2 separate regions of the Homo sapiens genome follow, and region 1 is linked to region 2. A link is an interaction called in ENCODE POLR2A ChIA-PET data of the cell type or tissue named here. Cell type or tissue: PC-3. All regions are shown on one strand. Each heading gives the region's core, and the rest is flanking DNA. Links, peaks and the distances in the headings are about the cores only. Region 1 holds the start of KCNJ8-AS1 (KCNJ8 antisense RNA 1). Region 2 has its middle 23 kb from the start of CMAS.

The links. ChIA-PET counts read pairs that join two places held together with the same protein. Peaks named below come from ENCODE experiments on the same cell type or tissue, not always from the same donor. Only the 100,000 strongest peaks of a DNase experiment are listed, where the experiment ranks them.
Region 1: POLR2A ChIA-PET joins it to region 2 with 13 read pairs; 3 of 35 experiments call an interaction of 5 or more read pairs at or near these places.

Annotation. Positions count from the first base shown.
Region 1 is chr12:21,658,804-21,669,309 of GRCh38, reverse strand. It overlaps KCNJ8-AS1 (KCNJ8 antisense RNA 1), which reads right to left and starts at 6,997. Exons shown (of 5, transcript XR_007063241.1): 1 at 6,539-6,997. In PC-3, for the core only: no CTCF peak of the experiment used is centred there; no DNase peak of the experiment used is centred there.
Region 2 is chr12:22,017,689-22,028,194 of GRCh38, reverse strand. No RefSeq gene overlaps it. Among named protein-coding and RNA genes, the nearest start is that of CMAS, 23 kb to the left of the region's middle. In PC-3, for the core only: no CTCF peak of the experiment used is centred there; a DNase peak (open chromatin) is centred at 6,824; H3K27ac peaks cover 751 bases.

The DNA of each region.
Region 1 (10,506 bases), core at 3,029-5,528, 360 kb after region 2:
TCAAGTTGACTCCCAAAATTGAGTCCACAAGTTCACCCCTTGTCAACTTGGCACCCACATGCATCTCCTTAATCACCCACACTTAATTTTTTTTTTTGAGACAGAGTCTCACTCTGTCACTCAGACTAGAGTGCAGTGGTACGATCTCAGCTCACTGCAAACTCCACCTCCTGGGTTCAAGCGATTCTCCTGCCTCAGCCTCCCGAGTAGCTGGGATTACAAGGCACCAGCCACCACACCCAGCTGATTTTTGTATCTTTAGTAGAGATGAGGTTTCACCACGTTGGCCAGGCTGGCCTCAAACTCCTGACCTTGTGATCCACCCGCCTCAGCCTCCCAAAGTGCTGGGATTACAGGCATGAGCCACCACGCCCGGCCACTGAATTTTCAAATAAGAAAATAACAAGATAATAGTTCCACCAAACATGATGTCGTTATAATGTGATCGTGATTTTGGGGGGATTTTAGACTTCAGGGATTTGGACTTTAGGGATTTTGATTTTTCGGGATTTCAACATTCAGGATTATGGTATTCAAGTCTTTCAGGATTATGATCCAAACTCATGAGAAAACATCAAATTTATTAGTTCAGAACAACAATAATACAGGCACACTTGGTTTCTCAAGTCACCTGCTTGGTCCTCCTTCCAAGTGTGCTTTTCTTCCTTTCTTTCTTTCCTTTTCTTACTGTTCTAAAGGTTTCTAATAAAGTTCCACTCCTGCTCTAAAACTTGCTTTGGTCTCTTTCTTTGCCTTGTGACCCTCAGTCAAATTCTTTCTAAAACCCCCCACAAAAAAACAAACAATATATTTTTTCATAGAAAGTAGAAAATCTCCTTGTCTGGTAGCAAAACTGTGATTTCTAGGTTATTACCAGCTGTGTGTGTGTGTGTATTGACCATGCTCTTTCACTAGCTCATTATCTTCAGTACTGCATAGTGGTTAAGAGTTCTGGTTCTGGGATCTTGGAACTTGACTTTTGGGTTTGAATTTTAGCATCACCACTTAGTAGCTTTGTGGTCTTAGCCAATTTATTTGACCTCTCGGTGCCTAAAATTTACCAACTGTCCAATAGGGAGAGTTTTAGCACCTAGTTTAAAAGGTTCTCATGAAGATTAAACACGTTATCATATGCTAATTTAGGCAAAGCACCTAGCACACAGTAATAAACTTTAGTAACTTTTAAACTCAGTAAATTTTAACAATTTTTATTAAATTCTAAACCAGTAAGAAAAATATACATACAATGCTATATTATTCCTCACATGATCTAAGAGACCCAATATTTGAAATTAGGAAATATAATTTGCCAAAAGTAAAGCTATCATTATGAACAGTAAGTTATTTACATCTGAAAAGGATTGGTTAGAATCTTATTGTTTACTAACAAAATTTCAACTATATCTTTTATTTTTAGGTTGTGGGAGACAGAAAGGACGCATATTAATATGTTAAAGACAATTACCCCTAGGCAGAGGAATCGGGGTATGGGGAAAGTAAGGACTTTTGCTTTCTTACACCTTCCCGTATTTTTTCAATTCTTTATAAAAGATCATGAATTATTTGGAGAATAAAATTAAGATAATTAAAGTGAGAGGATCTGACAGTATAGTATCACTTAATTAGCCAGAAGTTGGATTGTACCTTCTGCCTCTGGCTTTACAATGCTTCTTTTGCCCCGTTACACTGTAATCCCTATTCATTAAATACTATTAGACATTTGTCTCAAGGTCAACATCATGAGTACACTTTTGACTACACCACCAAGATTAAACAGAGCCATTCAAAGCACCTAGTATGACATCTAGCCATAGTAGATGTCAATAAATATTAGCTCCCTTATGTTCTACTCCCCAGTGGCACCTATTTTTTATTTAACAAATTTCATTCAAGTAATATCAGGGCTGGGAGTGATGGCTCATGCCTGTTATCCCAGAACTTTGGAAGACCAAGCCAGGAAAATGGCTTGAGGCCAGGAGTTTGAGATCAGCTTGGACAACATAGAGAGACCCCCATCCCTAAAACAAAAAACAGGAAACAAAAAAATCAACTACAACATCAGAACTCTGGATTTTAGGGGCTACTTTTGGTTCACCTGTTTTCAAATTGTTTTTTGTTTGTTATCACTTTTTATTTTCTTTTTTGCCATAGGCCAAAATCAGAGAAAACAAAAAGAGACACTAAACTTTTATATTTATATACACAAGGCTTTTATATTTAAATACAGATGAGTGAAGTGTTCCTTGTCATATTTCTGCTTAGGAAGCCCCAATGAGCATTTGGAGAGAAGGGTAAACACAGCTGCCTGGAAATGGCTTTTAGAAACCCATTAAGCTGACTGATTTCAACCACTGGTGATGGATGAGGGTAGGAACAAATTCCTTCGTGGTACACGAGAACACTGCAAGAAGTTACATTTTAACCTGTCTGAAATAATGAGTAAGACATAATAATTAACGTAAATGCTCAATCCACTCTCAGAATGCCTGAGGCAAATGTTCTCTCCAACGTTTTCTACTCTAAAAGTAAAATAAACTCCTGAGTCCACTGATATTGCCTAAAAACCTAGGTAGTGCCTGATATATTTTTAAGTATTTTTAATATTTACTTTCTAGTTAGAAAAACAATCTATCCACAATGCACAAATTGCTTAACATGAATAAATGTGTATTTTTAAAAAAATACTCATATTAATATTAAAATTGCTAAAATTTGAATAAGGTCCCTAGTTTAGCTTACAGTAGTGTACCAGTGTTCATTTTCTGATATTAACAAGCTCAATGATAAAGTAAGTTGTTATTATGGGAGGAAGCTGAGTGATGGATACATGGGAACTCACCAAACAGTTTTGGCAACTTATTCTGAGTTTAAAATTAACACAAAATAAAACGTTTTTTAAAATCACCCTTACTTTTAGTATTTTGATATTATTAAAGCAAACTAAATATGGCCCGAGAAAGACTCCATACTTCTATATTTGAGTCCTTGTGGATGAACTGTAACCTAGCTTAGTAGTCAGACAAAATTGAAAACGTAACTTCAGAGTATGCATCTGTAACTATAGCTAAGTCTTGGCCATTCCAGAGGCCATACTTCAACCATTCATACACTGATGAGTGTTAAAACTGTGTTCAAATAAGGCAAACACCGAGCTGTAACCAATCCAGCCATTCTGTACCTCACTTCCAATTTCTGTACGTCATTTCCCTTTTTTTTTGTCTGTAAGTCTTCTTCCACCACATGGCTGCGCTGGAGCCTCTGTGAATCTGCTGAGATTTGGGGGGGCTGCCCGATTCGCAAAACATTCATTGCTCAATTCAACTCCTTTAAATTTAATTTGGCTGAGTTTTTCTTTTATCAGTATTGAAATAACAATGACATTGTAATTTCAAACTGGTCAAAATAATACATCAGTTAGGACCTCTTTTATCGTCAGTGAAGTTTGCTTACCTAAACTAGCCTAGGGACGAGGCTGCATTATGTTGCCTTTTTTTTTTTTTTTTTTTTTTTTTTTTGAGAGAGAGTTTTGCTCTGTCACCCAGGCTGGAGTGCTGGAGTGCTGGAGTGCAGTGGTGTGATCTCGGCTCACTGCAACCTCCGCCTCCCAGGTTCAAGCGATTCTCCTGCCTCAGCCTCCCGAGTAGCTGGGACTACAGGTGCCCACCACCACCCACCATGCCTGGCTAATTTTTATATTTTTAGTAGAGACAGGGTTTCACCATATTGGTCAGGCTGGTCTTGAACTGACCTTGTGATCTGCCCGCCTCGGCCTCCCAAACTGCTGGGATTACAGGCCTGAGCCACTGCGCCCGGCTTACGTTGCTCTTGATGCAGAAACTCGAATGCCATCACTGGCTTCTCTTTTGCTGTCTCTCGTCTTATTCCCCTTGTTTGGCTCCAGTTTTAGATAGGTTTTTCCTTTGGGAAGCTTTGATGTATTTAAGGAGAGGAAGAGATGAGAGGATAGAAAACCCCGAGGCTGTTTTCAGAAGTAAAGTGAATAGTTGCTAAGTAGAGAAACAAAACAAGAAGAATGCTCACTTTGGTAGAGGAGCAGATAATGGAAAGTTTAAAAAATGTGAAAGTATACACAACCAATAATCATAGTTATACAAATTTATAACAAAACATCACTTTTTTTCCTACTGCCTCTATAATTGCAGAAGAGAACCAAATACCCTTTTCATCTGACAAACTGGACAAATAAAATTTAGTAATATGCAATATGATGACAGTATAGTAAGACATATGCAGATGGGGTTTGGAATCAAAGGGTACAGCCCTTCCAAAAAACTGTTCTACTCTTTTACCCAGGAATTTCACTTTCAGAGACCTACCCAAGCAATGACAAATACAGATGACTACAATGTACAATGATATCTATACAACATTATTTATCATAGTAAAAAGCATAATGTCTCAAAATATGGGAACAGTTAAATACATCATGGTGTTTCTGAATGATTGAATATTTAGTAACCATTTTTTAAAAGGAAACAAATCTGTATAAATCTGTATGTTAAGAATGATCCGGCGGGGTGCAGTGGCTCACACCTGTAATGCCAGCACTTTGGGAGGCTGAGGCGGGAGGATCATCTGAGGTCAGGAGTTTGAGGTCAGGAGTTTGAGACCAGCCTGGTCAACATGGTGAAACCCTGTCTCTACTATAAATACAAAAATTAGCTGGGCATGGTGGTGGGTACCTGTAATCCCAGCTACTCAGAAGGCTAAGGCAGGAGAATCGCTTGAACCCAGGAGACGGAGGTTGCAGTGAGCACAGATTGCACCACAGCACTCCAGCCTGGGTGAGAGCGCAAGACCCTGTCTCAGGAAAAAAAAAAACAAAAATTTAAACACAGAGAGAGAGAGAGAGAGAGAGGGAGAGAGAGAGTCTGCTTACTAGTTGTGTGATCTTGGTCAGGTTATTGACCTTCTGTGATTCAGTTTCCCCATATCCTTAAAATAAGAAAAATAAAAGTACCCACCACATAGGGTTGAAATGAGGATTACGTAAGTTAATATAAGTAAAGTAAGCATTACTTATACTTGGTTCATGTGAGCACATTATTACATGCAGTTAATGCATTGCATGCCTGGCACATAGTACTATTTTCAATAAATGAAAGCTTTACACAAATCATATAATACAAATTCCTGGATGTGTATTGCTTTGCAGGACTCTAACAAAACTTTAGTCAAGTGAACTCTAGGGTTTTCTAGCAAAAAAATCTCAGTAATAACACTTTCCACCTCACAAATTAATGTATATTTAAAGGACTAGATACTCATGCATATTTTAAATGAGCACAGGGAGAGAAAGGAATCAGCAGCTGGACTTTCGGACTACAACTCAAGAAGTCAGAAAGAATGAGTAGTTGCTCTGAGGATCAGGACTGGGGATGAGAGAGAGGCGGCGGACTGTTTTTTTTTTTCCTTTATTTATTTTTTTTGATACAGAGTCTCACTCTGTCACCCATGCTGGAATGCAGTGGCGTGATCTCAGCTCACTGCAACCTCCACCTCCTGAGTTCAAGCGATTCTCCTGCCTCAGCCTCCTGAGTAGCTAGGACTACAGGCAAATGCCACCACACCCAGCTAATTTTTTTTTTTTTTTTTTTTTTTGAGACAAAGTCTTGCTCTGTTGCCCAGGCTAGAGTGCAGTGGCATGATCTCGGCTCACGGCAACCTCTGCCTAGGGAGTTCAAGTGATTCTCCTGCCTCAGCCTCCCGAGTAGCTGGAATTACAGGCGCCCACCACCGTGCTTGGCTAATTTTTGTATTTTTAGTAGAGATGCGGTTTCACCAGCTTGGCCAGGCTGGTCTCAAACTCCTGACGTCGTGATCCACCTGCCTCGGCCTCCCAAAGTTCTGGGATTACAGGCATGAACCGCCGCACCCCGCCCATGCCCGGCTAATTTTTTGTATTTTTAGTAAAGACGGGGTTTCACCATGTTAGCCAGGATGGTCTCGATCTCCTGACCTCGTGATCCACCTGCCTTGGCCTCCCAAAGTGCTGTGATTACAAGCTGGCCGGGACTGTTTGTTTTATTACCAGCATTTGCATTCTGATTAACCTTTTATTTTCTAAAACATAAACTAAACAAATAAAAAAAAATCTGTGTTTTGAAATGTGTACAGCTAGAACATAGAAAAGCTACTATCTCCTTCAGGATCTCTGATATAAGAAAGTAAGTATTTGCAACTGCAGTCCTTGGCACCAGAAAGGATAATAGTTCATGGTTCCAGGAAGGGGAAATATAGATGCCATCAGACGACTTCACACAATGCCCAGAGAATGTAGACTAGGTGCTTCTGTTCCCAGAAGCAGCACCCAGACAATGAGAAGAACACCATGTGGAAAGAAGTGGGGCAGTTCTGGTTTCTAATGGGCTCTGCTGATCTTTCAGCTCCTCTGCCTGAAAGCTCACTTTCAGACAAAAACTATGAACTTCAAACTGTGTATAATTCACTATACATGCATATTTTATTCTCTGTATAACTCTAGCAAGGCTGAACCCCTAGCAAGTCAAAGGCTTACCTGAGGTGCCCTTCCCAGATTTATCATGTCCCCCGGGTAGTGCGTCCGGAATTGGTAGGTTCTTGGTCTGACTGACTTCAAGAATGAAGCCGCCGACCGTCGCGGTGAGTGTTACAGTTCTTAAAAGCCGTCGCGGTGAGTATTACAGTTCTTAAAGGCGGCGTGTTCGGAGTTTGTTCCTTCTGGTTGGTTCGTGGTCACACTAGCTCAGGAGAGACGCTGCGGACCTTCGCGGTGAGTGTTACAGCTCTTAAGGCCGCGCGTCTGGAGTTGTTTGTTCATTCTTCTTGGTGGGTTAGTGGTTTCACTGGCTTAAGGAGTGAAGCTGCAAACCTTCGCGGTGAATGTTACAGCTCATAAAGACAGTGTGGACCCAAAGAGTGAGCAGCAGCAAGATTTATTGCAAAGAGGGAAAGAACAAAGCCCCCACACCGTGGAAGGGGACCACAGCCACTTGCTACTACTGGCTCGGGCAGCCTGCTTTTATTCTCTTGTCCGGCCCCACCCACATCCTGCTGATTGGTAGAGCCCAGTGGTCTGTTTTGTCAGGGCACTGATTGGTGCATTTACAATCCCTGAGCTAGACACAAATGTTCTCCACATCCCCACCTGAGTAGCTAGATACAGAGTGTGGATTGGTGCATTCACAAACCCTGAGCTAGACACAGGGTGCTGATTGGTGTGTTTACAAACCTTGAGCTAGATACAGAGTGCCGATTGGTGTATTTACAATCCCTTAGCTAGACATAAAGGTTCTCCCAAGTCCCCACCAGAGTCAGGAGCCCAGCTGGCTTCACTCAGTGGATCCCGCCGGTACCGGGCCGCGGGTGGAGCTGTTTGCCAGTCCTGCGCCGTGGGCCCGCACTCCCCAGCCCTTGGGTGGTAGATGGGACTGGGCGCAGTGGAGCAGGGGGCGGCGCTCGTCCGGGAGGCTTGAGCCGCACAGGAGCCCAGGGAGCGAGGGAGGCCCAGGCATGGCGGGCTGCAGGTCCCGAGCCCTGCCCCGCAGGGAGGCAGCTAAGGTCCGGCGAGAAATGGAGCGCAGCGCCAGTGGGCCGGCGCTGCTGGGGGACCTAGTACACCCTCCGCAGCCGCTGGCCCGGGTGCTAAGCCCCTCATTGCCTGGGGCCGACAGGGCCGGCCGGCTGCTCCGAGTGCGGGGCCTGCCAAGCCCACTCCCACCCGGAACTCTAGCTGGCCCGCAAGCGCTGCGCGCAGCCCCGGTTCCCGCTCGCGCCTCTCCCTCCACACCCCCTGGAAGCTGAGTGAGCCACCTCTGGCCTTGGCCAGCCCAGAAAGGGGCTCCCACAGTGCAGCGGTGGGCTGAAGGGCTCCTCAAGTGCCCCCAAAGGGGGAGCCCAGGCAGAAGAGGCGCCGAGAGCCAGGGAGGGCTGTGAGGACTGCCAGCACGCTGTCACCTTTCAGTAGGAGACAGCAAGAAAGCATCTTTCCATAAGTAGAATAAATATAGTCAAAGTTTTTCCATGACGTTTTTCAGATACCCAGAGAAAACAGCTTGCAAGAGCAAGAGATAAAAATGTATCCATATTCATAGCTTTGAGCCTAGGTATTTTTTACCGATAAACTACTTCTAAACATCTGTCATTCAAGCACATTAGGGACGTACTGCTTAGCACAAACTAGTCTATATCCAAGTAGACACCACAATGAGTCAATTCACAGTTATTAGTATGATTTAGAATTTAACTACCTGTCTTCTAAAAAGAACAGCTAACATGTAAACGGAAAAAGGTACTCTATGTTACAACTATCTAATGAAGGGCTAGACAATTAGAATCGAATTATTTTGCTTTTTGAGACATTAAACCCTCAGTTCTCCTTTTTCCCCACTAGTATTATTTTCTCTCCCTGGAACCTTTTTCTTCTTCTTGTTAGAGATACCCACCAAGGCCAGTTGCTGTCCATTTACAAGCATATATTGCTATTATAGTAATACCTCACCTACCTGAAGCTCAGCTTCAAGGAACTTCAGCTCCTCAAACTATTCCGAAGAACTAGGAAATAAGGAAAATGATGTAAAAGAATCTATGTATCAATGAATGTCTTTCAAATCCTAACTCAGGGTTCATTTACTCATACTGTGCCTCAAGTTTAATAGGTATCTGCTGGGAGATATAAATGTATCTTGTCAGAAATACTATGCTACTTGGAGATATAAAAGTGAATAAAGTACCCTCAAAGAACTTACAGTCCTAATAACATTAGCTAATCTGGTTTTGTGGCTACCGAAGAATAAAGACAGCAAAATAGAATTTACAAAGAATCCCACAGAAAGGCACACAGATAGCTGCAAGACCAAAATTATTTTTGGTTCTATTCTTAAATCACAGACTAATTTGAGGCCAGTCACTCAAACTCTAGGCATTCATTTGGATTAGATTATTTTAAAGTTCCTATTTTGTTCTCCAATTCTATGAATACAGTTTTAAAACAGTTCACAATCTGACAACAGGAGACTTTTTTTTTAAGGCATGAGAAGTCAAAAAACACAGCAGTATGGAGTCATTTACTATAGGAGTGAATTACTCCATCTTCTGCAACATCATAAATATTGTTGACAACAGCCCACAGGCTGGAAAAGCCCAGACGGGCAACTTGTATGTTGTTATGTTTACATCCTTTATCTAATCATTTTAAAATTCATTGACTTGTTTATTATCTATGATCCTCCACCAGAATATATGTTCCTCATGAGCAGGCATTTTATCTGTCTTGATCACTGAAACAGTGCCTGTCACAGAGGAAGTCCTCAATATTTTTTGAAAGAAAAATATTCTCCTTTTGACAAATATTGTTTTGACAATTTTGGACATTAACATTCAATTTTATAACTACGTTTCTGGGAATTATTTGTCCTTATCTCTAAATTAATTGGTTTAGCCATCATTGCCTGTATTTTTATGCCATAATTCCCCCCTTTCTTGGATTCCTAATTTTGCTTATTTTTCAATATGTTGGCATATAGTTTCCCAATGATTTTTTTCAAAATAGAATGGTATGGGGCATATATTTTCTGGATCATTGTATATATAAAATTGTGTTTTACACATAAAAGATAACTTGCCAGGGTATACAATTCTCAACTATTTGAGAGGGGTAGTATGCTCTCCTGGCATTTAGAGTTACATACTAGAGCATTCACTTTGTTCAATCAGATTAGAACACCTTGTGGCGAGGAATGGAAATGAGGGTAGAGGAGGGAAATAGATACCTCTTTTCATTTTTTCCTACCTCATCTCCAAAGTTACACAGTAATGGGGATGGCAAGAAGAGGAATAAGTGGAAAGATATTTAGAAGTAAAGTCTAAATATCTGACTTGCAAAGTAAGTGAAAAAGAAATCTAGGGTACCTTCTAGATAACTTGCTAGGCTGACTTGGCTATTCTTGCTTCAAACTTGGATTTAGGGTTAATGTAATACTTTTGAGATTATCCTCCAAGCTCTTTTCCTCACCATCACATTTTAATTTGTAATTGGACTGTATCTTCAGTCAAAGTCCCCACTAGCTGAATGATTTATGCTAGGAGAGTTTGAGGCTTATGAATTCTTCTCAACAAACCCTTCTCTTAGTGATTCTTTACTCTGAATTTTTATTGTACTTTAACCAAATTTCTATTGCCACTTATTGTAATTGAAATAGGTTGCCTACTTGTCTGTCTCCAATGGACTAGGAACACCTCAAAGGGCATAATCTTATATTTATGTTTTTTACCAATGCTTGGCACTGAGAATAAACTGAAGCAATAATTATAGAATTAGTGGTCATATACAAGAAATATGCATTTACAAAAAAAAACACTTCACATACAGGAAGTTTGTGAGATGGCTATATTTGAAAGCATTTTAATTATAAGAAAACAGAACTGAAGCCAGACTCTTCAGAATTCCTCCAATTTATCATTCATTCATTTATTCATCAATGCTATATTTAGGTACCAAGCACTGGC
Region 2 (10,506 bases), core at 5,296-7,795:
TTAAATCTTTTATCAATCTTGAGTTAACTTTTGTATATGGTGATAGATAGGGATCTAGTTTAATTCTTCCACAGATGGCTATCCAGTTTTCCCAAAACCATTTATTGAATAGGGTGTCGTTTCCCCAATTTATGTTTCTGCATGCTTTGTCAAAGATCTGTTGGTTATAAGTATTTGGCTCTATTTCTGCATTCTCTTTTTTCTGTTCCATTGGTCTGTGTATCTACATTTATACCAGTATCATGTTGATTTGGTTACTATAGCCTTATAGTATAATTTGTAGTTGGGTAATGTGACGCCTCCAAGTTTGTTCTTTTTGCTTAGGATTGCTTTGGCTATCTGGGCTCTTTTTTGGGGTTCCATATAAATTTTTGGATTGTTTTTTCTAATTTCAAGAAAAATGATTTTGGTAGTTTGCTAGGAATTGCATTGAATCCATAGGTTGCTTTGGGCAGCATGGTCATTTTTGCAATATCGATCCTTCTAATCCATGAGCATGGTATGTATTTCCATTTGTTTGTGTCATCTGTGATTTCTTTTGGCAGTGTTTTGTAGTTCTGCTTGTAAAGATCTTTTACCTCCTTGGCTTAGTATATTCCTAGGTATTCTGTTTTATTTTATTTTTCCAGCTATTGTAAAAGGAGCTAAGTTTTTTATTTGATTCTCAGCTTGGTCATTATTGATGTATTGCAGTGCTGCTAATTTGCATACATTGATTTTGTAATCTGGTACTTTATTGAATCCCTTTATCAAATCTAGGAGTCTTTTGGAAGAGTTTTTAGGATTCTATAGGTATATGATCATATCATCAGCAAACATATAATTTGACTTCATCTTTTCCAACTTAGATTCCATTTATTTCTTTCTCTTGCCCGATTCCCTGGCTAAGACTTCCAGTAATATGTTGAAAATAAGTGGTAAAAGTGGGCATCCTTGTCTTGTTCCAGTTTTTAGGGGGAATGCTTTCAACCTTTCCCCACTCAGTATGATGTTGGTTGTGAGTCTGTCATACATGGCTTTTATTATTTTGAGTTATTTTCCTCCTATTCCTAGTTTGTTGAGGTTTTTTTTTTATCAGAAAATGAAACTAGATTTTATTGAATACTTTTTCTGCATCTATTGAGATGATTATATGGTTTCTGTTTTTACTTCTGTTTATGTGATGAATCATATTTATTGAGCTGAATATGTTGAACCCTCCCTGCATTCCTGGGATGAAACCCACTTGATCATGTTGTATTATCTTGTTGATGTGCTGTTGGATTCAGTTTGCTAGTATTTTATTGAAGATTTTTTCATCCATGTTCATCGGGGATATTAGTGTGTTCTGTAGCTTTCTTTTTTTTGTTATGTCCTTTCCTGGCTTTGGTATCAGAGTAAAACTTCATAGAATGAAGGGATTCTCTTTTTCTCAGTCTTTTGGAATAGTTTCAGTAAGATCAGTACCAATTTTTCTTAAACGTCTGGTAGAGTTTGGCTGTGAATCTGTATGGCCCTAGACTTTTTTAGTTGTTGTGACAATTTTTAAATTACTGATTCAATCTCATTGCTTGTTACTGGTCTGTTCAAGGTTTTTATTTCTTCCTGATTCAAGCTAGGAGGGTTGTATGTTTCCAGGAATTTATCCATTTCCTCTAGATTTTTCAGTTTGTATGCATAGAGGTATTCATAGTAGGCTCGAATGATATTTTGTATGTCTGTAGTGTTGGTCATAATGTCTACATTTTCATTTCTAATTGAACTTATTTGAAACTTCTCTCTTCTTTTCTTGGTTAATCTAGCTAATGGTCTGTCAGTTTGTTTATCTTTTCAAGGAATAAACTCCTTGCTTCATTAATCTTTTGTATTATTTCTTGGTTACAATTTCATTGAGTTCTGCTCTGATATTTTTTATTTCTTTCCTTCTACTAGCTTTGGGTTTCGGTTTGTTCTCGTTTTTCTAGTTCCTTGAGGTATGCTGTTAGGTTGTCAGTTTGTGATTTGTCAGACTTTTTGATGTGGGCATTTAGCACTATAAACTTTTCCTTCAGCATTTGCATAAAAGTTTCCTCATGTGTTTGCTGATATATAAAATAACTGCTTGCTCTAAAATTATAATCCTCTGCAAGTTGATGAGGCATAGAAAAACCTTGGATTACTTGAGAATGTTTATTCTGCCTGGCCTATTTAATTTTGGCTTACTTAGACCCATAATAATAAAATATAATCTTTAATTAAACATGCAAATACTTAATAATGCTAATAATTTTAAGTATTCATTATATAACAGAATGGTTTGCATTTATTTTTAATATTTTTCAATGTGAATATATTTTAGTATCATATCAGTGTTTTTAAACGCTTTAATGAGGTATATTTGATATACAAAAATGCACATATTTAATGTATACGATTTGATGAATGTGAATGTATGCATAAAACTGTGATATCATCACCAAAACCAAGGTACTGAATATATCCATCACCTCCAAAAGTGTGTGTGTGTGTGTGTGTGTGTGTGTGTGTGTGTGTTTTGGTAAGAACACTTAACATAAGATCTATCCTCAACACATTTTAAAGTGCACAATACTGTATTGTTAACTATGGCACTATGTTGTACACAAGATCTCTAGGACTTATTTATCTAGCATGACTAAAACTTTATACCTATTACAACTTTGTACCTTTATACCTATTGAAAATAATTTCCCATTTTCCCTTTCCCCACCCCCTGGCAATCACCACTTATTCTTTGCTTTTATGAGTTTGATTATTTCAGGTACCCTATATAAGTGAAATCATGAGCATTTGTCTTTTTGTGACTGGCTTATTTCATGTAGTGTAATAACCTCTAGGTTTTTCTGTGATGTCACAAATGGTAGGATTCCCTCCTTTTTTAAAAAGGCTGATTAACATTCCATTGCAGTGTATACTACATTTTCTCTGTCCAGTGAACTCTTCATGAACATTTGTTTTGTTTCCATGTCTTTACTATTATAAATATTGCTACCATAAGAAATAGAAAAATACTTATTATGAGGAATTGGCCTATATTACTATGGAGTCTGAAAAGTCCATCTGATATCTGTAAGCTGGAGACCCTGAAAAACCTGTGATTTTGTCTCTGTCCAAACACAAAGGCCTGAGAATGGAGCCAATAGTTTAAGTCCCAGGAGCACTGATGTCTGAAAAGAGGATGTCCCAGCTGAAGCAGAGGGAAAATTAACCCTGCTTCTGCTTTTTTGTTCTGTTTGTAGGCCCTAAAAAATTAGATGATGCCCACCCACATTAGTGAGGGTGATCTTTATTCAGTCTATTGATTCAAATTCTAATCTTTTCTAGAAATGCTTTCACAGACAAGCCCAGGAATAATGTTTTACAAGCTATCTGAGCATTCCTTAGCCCAGTTAACGCATAAAATTAACCATCACATAGCCAGGCATGGTGGCTCATGCCTGTAATCTCAGGACATTGGGAGGCAGAGGTGGGCAGATTACTTGAAGTCAGGAGTTCAAGACCTGCCTGGCTATATTAGTGCACTTTTATGCTGCTGATCAGGACATACCTGAGACTGGGTAATTTATAAAGAAAAAGAGGTTTAATGGACTCACAATTCCACGTGGCTGAGGATGCCTCACAATCATGGTGGGAGGCAAAAGTCACGTCTAACATGCTGGCAGGCAAGAGACAGAATGAGATCCTAGTGAAAGAGGTTTCCCCTTATAAAATCATCAGATCTCATGAGACTTATTCACTACCACTAGAACAGTATGGGGAAACTGCCCCCATGATTCAATTATCTCCCACCAGGTCCCTCCCACAACATGTGGGAATTCTGGAAGCTACAATTAAAGATGAGATTTAGGTGGGGACAGAGCCAGACCACATCATTCCATCCTTGGCCCCTCACAAATCTCATATCCTCACATTTAAAAACCAATCATGCCTTCCCAACAGTCCCCCAATGTCTTAACTCATTTCAGTATTAACTCAAAGTTCACAGCCCAAAGTCTCATCTTAGACAAGGCAAGTCCTTTCCACCTATAAGCCTGTAAAATCAAAAGCAAGTTAGTTACTTCCTAGGTACAATGGAGGTACAGGCATAAATACAGCTGTTCCAAATGGGAGAAACTGGCCAAAACAAAGGAACAACAGGCCCCATGTAAGTCTGAAATCCAGCAAGGCAGTCAAATCTTAAAGCTCCAAAATGATCTCCTTTGACTCCATGTCTCACATCCAGGTCACATTGCTGCAAGATGTGGGTTCCCGTGGTCTTGGGCAGCACCTCCCATGGCTTTGCAGAATGCAACCTCCCTCCTGGCTGCTTTCATGGGCTGGCATTGAGTGTCTGCTGCTTTTCCAGGCACACAGTGCAAGCTGTTGGCAGATCTACCATACTAGGATCTGGAGGACAGTGGCCCTCTTTTCACAGCTCTATTAGGCAGTGCCCCAGTGGGGACTCTGTGTGGGGGTGCCCACTCCACATTTCTCTTCTGCCCTCCCCTATCAGAGGTTCTCCATGAGGGCCCCACCCCTGCAGCAAACTTCTGCCTGGACATCCAGGCATTTCCATACATCCTCTGAAATCTTGGCAGAGGTTCCCAAATCCCAATTCTTGACTTCTGTGCACCTACAGGCTTAATACCACATGGAAGCTGCCAAGGTTTGGGGCTTGCACCCTCTGAAGCCATGGCCCAAGCTGTACCTTGATCCCTTTTAGCCATGGCTAGAGTGGCTAGGATGCAGGGCACTAAGTCTCTATGCTGCACACAGCAAGGGGGCCAATAAAACCATTTTTTTCCTTCTTGGCCTCCAGGCCTGCAATGGGAGGGGCAGCTGCAAAGATCTGTGACATGCCCTGGAGACATTTTCCCCACTTTCTTGGCGATTAACACTTGGCTCCTCATTACTTATACAGATTTCTGTAGCTGCAACATTAAATGCAGAATCTGCTTAGTGGGCCCATATCAATAAACTTGATCTGGTCCAACTTTATGTTGTATTCAGGCCCTCAATGGATTGGAGGATAACCCCCACATTGCTAAGGGTGATCTTTACTCAGTCTGCTGATTCAGATTATCCCAGAAGTATCCTCACAGACACACAGATAATATTTTACCAGCTGTTTGAGCACCACTTAGCCCCATTATATTGACAAATAAAATTAACAATCATGCTACTATTTTGCCTTAATTTACTACCTACATGCTAAACTACTCTTATCAGTTATTTGTAATAATCTTTTAATGAAGATTAAAAATCCTAACAAAAACTATTGCTTGAGTAGATGTTTGTCTCCACTATAGAGGTGAATCAAAGGAGTACCTGTAGGAAGCATTTGTTCTGGTGTCATATTTTATATGTCTGGTACCTTAGTCGCCATGATTCTTATTCTAAATCTATTTTGAACCTTTTGGGTTCTAGCACTAAGCATCTTAATGGTTCTTCTAATAGCCTGGACTGTTTCTCTGGCTACCTACATTGTAACCTGCTACTTTCTTTTGGGTCTGTGTTAAATTAATTCATAGGCATTTTATTTTCAGAAAATTTGGAAAGAAGCCTTCCCCGGAGATGACTACAAAACGTCATTATTGCATTATGCTCAATTCCTGAATGACATGACAGATTTTGTAACATTGTTCACTTTGCTAAGTAAACAAAATTGCGTAAATGTTACTTTTACCTTTGTTGTCTCCTTTTGATTTGATCTTTCAATCACAAATACTCTTTTGTAGACCTCACACAGTGTTGGGGGGTTATATCCTATGAGGTTTCAAATGAACAAAGAATTTTTATCATAACTTTTACTTTCATATAAAAGGTTACGAATTGAAGATGAAAAATAGCTCAGTAACCTGGAAAATGATTTTATTTATTTAAAAGAGATCAGTTTGGAAGTGCTGAAGAAGTAACCTTTCAAATTTAAAGAGATCCCTTAGGAAATGCAATAGAATAGCATATAGACTGAAACATTTCACTAAATAAATACAAATATATAATTTTATAAATATATGTGACCATACATGTATATATGTGTGTGAGTGTACACAGTTTTGAAATGAGGACGTTTACATTCCAAGCTGTGTGATGACAATAGGTGGTAAACAAGTCAGTTTGATTTGAGTAACTTGCTTATAGGCAGATGAATTATAACTTTTTAAGGTTCAATCAAATCAACATTTATTAAGCTCATGTTATGTAGAAGACACTAGCGTGAATAAGAGACAGTTTCTCTACTAAAGGAATTATTGAAGGGCATTATACAAACAGATTTAACAGAAGATAAGCGGAGAAACCTAAGTACCAAAAGACGAATAATAGAGTTTGGCTGTTTAAAGGGAGAAACAAATTACATCGAGTTCAGAGAAATTACATCAAGTTTGGAGGATCAGAAAAGACTTCAAGGATTATATGGGCTTTTGAAATAAGCCCTACAAAGATATGGGAATTTTAACAGATATTGATGGGATGGGACAGGAAAATTTATGCTATCAGATACTACAGGTGGTTTTATTTCTCTCTCATCACTACCCTTTTCTCTCTCTGGCCCTCTTCCTTCAAGGCCTCTTTTTCTTTGCCTACTAAGTGAATTTGAGGACACAGTGAATTTGAGAGTTCATCTTTCTTTTTAACACAATGGAGTATTACTATGGGCCGAAGAATAACTGGTTAAAATAAAATGAAAACCTGCTGAGACCTTCTGCATATATACTTTCTGTCTTTGTTTCCTCCTTGCCATTTCTATTCCTATGATTCACACTTCGTTTCATGGCACCAAGGTTTGCTCACCACTGCACACCCAGAGCTTGCATGTGTCACCACTGCACACCCAGAGCCTGCATGTGTCACCATTGCACACCCAGAGCCTGCATGTAGCAGGAATTCAATAAATATTTGCTGAATGACTAAACAAATGCAAGTATAGAGGCGAGGAAGGAACAGAGGAAAGCCTAAAGGTTTTTTGTTTGTTTGTTTTGAGACAAGAGTCTCGCTCTGTCGCCCAGGCTGGAGTGCTGCAGCATGATTTTGGCTCACTGTAACCTCCATCTCCTGGGTTCAGGTGATTTTCCTTCCTCAGCTTCTGGAGTAGCCAGGATTACAGACAGGCACCACCATACCTGGCTAATTTTTCTATTAGTAGAGACGGGGTTTCACCATGTTGGCCAGACTGGTCTTGAACTCCTGACCTCAAGCGATCTGTCTGCCTCAGCCTCCCAAAGTGCTAGGACTACAGGCATGAGCCACCGCGTTCAGCTGCATAAAGATATTTTACTAACTTCACATCTTTAATGTTTACCAGTTATTCTGTAAACTTATTGTAGAATAATTAGAATGTTGACAGGTAAAATGACACTTAACTTGGTTGTAGATGCAGAGCACTTAAAACCCAAAGAAAAATAAAAGAGCCAAACAATGACCTTGTATTATGAAAACACAAAGGTTTATATCCTAGTAGTTTAAAAATTAAAGTCATCTTATCAAACAAAATATCTTTGTGTAATTTTAAAGGGAATTTTAAAAAGGGAGCATAAGGTGAGAAAATGTTGAATATAAAATTTTGTTAAAGCTTGTGAATATCTGAAATTAGGTGATAATATTTGAATCCAGGTCAGGTTGTTGTCTATCAAAGATGTGACAAGTCTGTGCAACATACAGACATTAGTTAATAGAAATTTAGTCCTTACTCTTCTCAATGTGCCAAAGTCCACAGGCCCCCACAGAACTCCCCCTATTCAACAATTTCCTATTAAAAATGGCTGTTGGTGTTCCATACCCTAACTTCATAGAACATATTTATTCCTTATTGCAATTTTTTTCTGCTAGTTTACATATTTTCTATTTACATTGCTAAAACCCCATACAGCTTTTAATTTCTTTCACTGTATTTAATTGAATTGCTTGTCCTATTTAATCGTGCTTTATAATTATGTAGTTGAATCTACTAAGCAAGGTATATTTAAGGAAGCCTTGTTTCAATTTTTTTTTTCTCTGCTCGAGTCTCCTTATCCTTCTATGGGATACCACTTAACACACATATAACTATATATACTTATGTATTTATATAACTATATATAGATAATTGACCCTTGCACAATGTGGGGGTTAGGAATGCAGATCCCCCATGCAGTGAGAAATCCAAGCATAATTTTTGTCTCCTTCAAAACTTAATTACTAATAGCCTACTGTTGACCAGAAGCCTTAAACCATCAAGAACACAGATGGTTGATTAACACATATTTTGTATATTCTATATATTGTATATTGTATTCTTACAAAAAAGTAAGCAAGAGAAAAGGAAATGTGAAAGAAAATCATAAGGAAGAGAAAATACATTTACTGTTTATTAAGTGAAAGTGGATCAGCAGAAAGGTCTTAATCCTCATTGTCTTTATGTTGAGTAGACTGAGGAGGAACAGGAAGAGAAAGGGCTGGTTTTGCTATCTCAGAAATGGCAGGGGAAGAGAAAATCCATGCATTAAGTGGATTCCTGCGGTTCAAACACATGCTGCTCAAAGGTCACTGTATATTATAATATTTTCCCCTTTTTCTTAAATAAATGATAGATTATGGCCAATGTTTTCTACCTTACATTTTTAAGTATAATGATAGACCCTACAGGTAACTCTATAGCATTATAGTAGATATAAATATTTAAAAAAATGATTAGGGAAAATGCCTAAAGTAACATCACAAATAAAATTGCAATCACTGGTAGACTTTTGGAATATATGTCAATGGTCAACAAATGTTACCACACACTACGAAACCGCTGTTTACTAAAAACTATCGTAATTGGTAATCAAAAAGTAATGTTTTAAGCATTTACATCCTAACGTAATGATTCGTTGTGTGTGTGTGTGTGTGTGTGTGTGTGTGTGTGTGTATGCTTTAGTGGGCTTTCATATATTTTATAAAATTGGTAGGAGTTGCAGGTTGATAAGTAATATGTTATACTTTTTCCTCATTGAAATAATGTGATATGTTCTCTAAGTTAGTGTTGTCGCACAGAATGTCTGATTTCCAAAAAGAGATTACTGATAATAAGAGGATTATGTATTTTATTTCTTTATCTTAATTCACCTGTATGGATGATTGATGTTATAATTTTACTACCAGACAGTAGGTGGCACTATAAGTATGCATTCATTAGAGACCAAATTAATTTATAATAAACTCCGACACGTAATTTGTATTTAATACTTGAAGTTGTTGCGCTTAATGTTGTTCGGAAAATGGACCATTGTCTAATGCCTAGAAATATATTTCTGATATATTTAGAATGTATATCCAAAATTTATTTGAAATACTTTCAGTTATAGCTATTAAGGGTGTGTGCGTGTCTGTCTGTGAGACAGTAGAAAAATATTATGTTACTGATACTCCAATACCAAATTATTGTTTAATTTAGTATAGTGAATAATTTTAATGAGTCAATCATTTCAGTATTACATTATCCAAAATAAAGACTGAGTATATTCCTTAGGCACTGACAAATGAGCTACCTTTCCCTCAATTTTTAAATACTGATTTTTTAAAAGGAAATCAGGCCAGGCATGGTGGCACATGCCCATAAGCTATGCAGTTTGGGAGGCCAAGGCAGGAGGATAGCTTGAGGTCAGAAGTCCGAGACCAGCCTGGGAAACATAATGGGATCCAATCTCTACAAAAAAATAAAAATAAATAAATTAGTCAGGTGTGGTGACATGTGTCTGTAGTCCCTAGGAGCCTAGGAGCTCAATCGCTAGTCATGATGATGTCACTTACTCCAGCCTAGGTGATAGAGTGAGACGGTCTCAAAAAAAGAAAGAAAGAAAGAAAAACAAAGTAGATTTAATGTCAAAATTAGAATTTTGTTGGTCTTCTTAATATTTATTATGATTTTTTTTTTACTTTGAATTTTTAATGGTGCTTTAAAAAAACGTTACCACTGACCTCCATGTTGCTAAATCCAGTTTTCAATTCTCAGGCCTCATGATGTTTGACATATCAACAGTATTTCACACACAGCAGATTACTCTTTTTTTTTTTTTTTTTTTTTTTTTGTGACAGTCTCTATTTTCCAGACTGGAATGCAGTGGCACGATCTTGGCTCACTGCAACCTCCGCCTCCCAGGCCCAAGTGATCCTTCCACCTCTTCCTCTCCAGTAGCTGGGACTACAGGTGCCCGCCACCACACTTGGCTAATTTTTTGTATTTTTAGTAAAGACAGGGTTTCACCATGTTGGCCAAGCTGGTCTTGAACTGCTGACCTCAAGTGATCCACCTGCCTCGGCCCCCCAAAGTGCTGGGATTACAGGTGTGAGCCATTGCTCCCGGCCCTACTCTTTTCTCCTGAAAACATCTTTTTTTTCCTCCCTTAGCTTTTAGGACACCACACCCTTCTAGTATTCATTCTACATCACTGACTGGTCCTTCTCTGTTTTCTTTGCTTTTTTGACTTCCCCTGAATCTTCTAATGTTGAATGCCCCAGAGATCGGTTCTTGATCAACTTTTTTCTTATCCATACTCATTGCCTCACTGATAT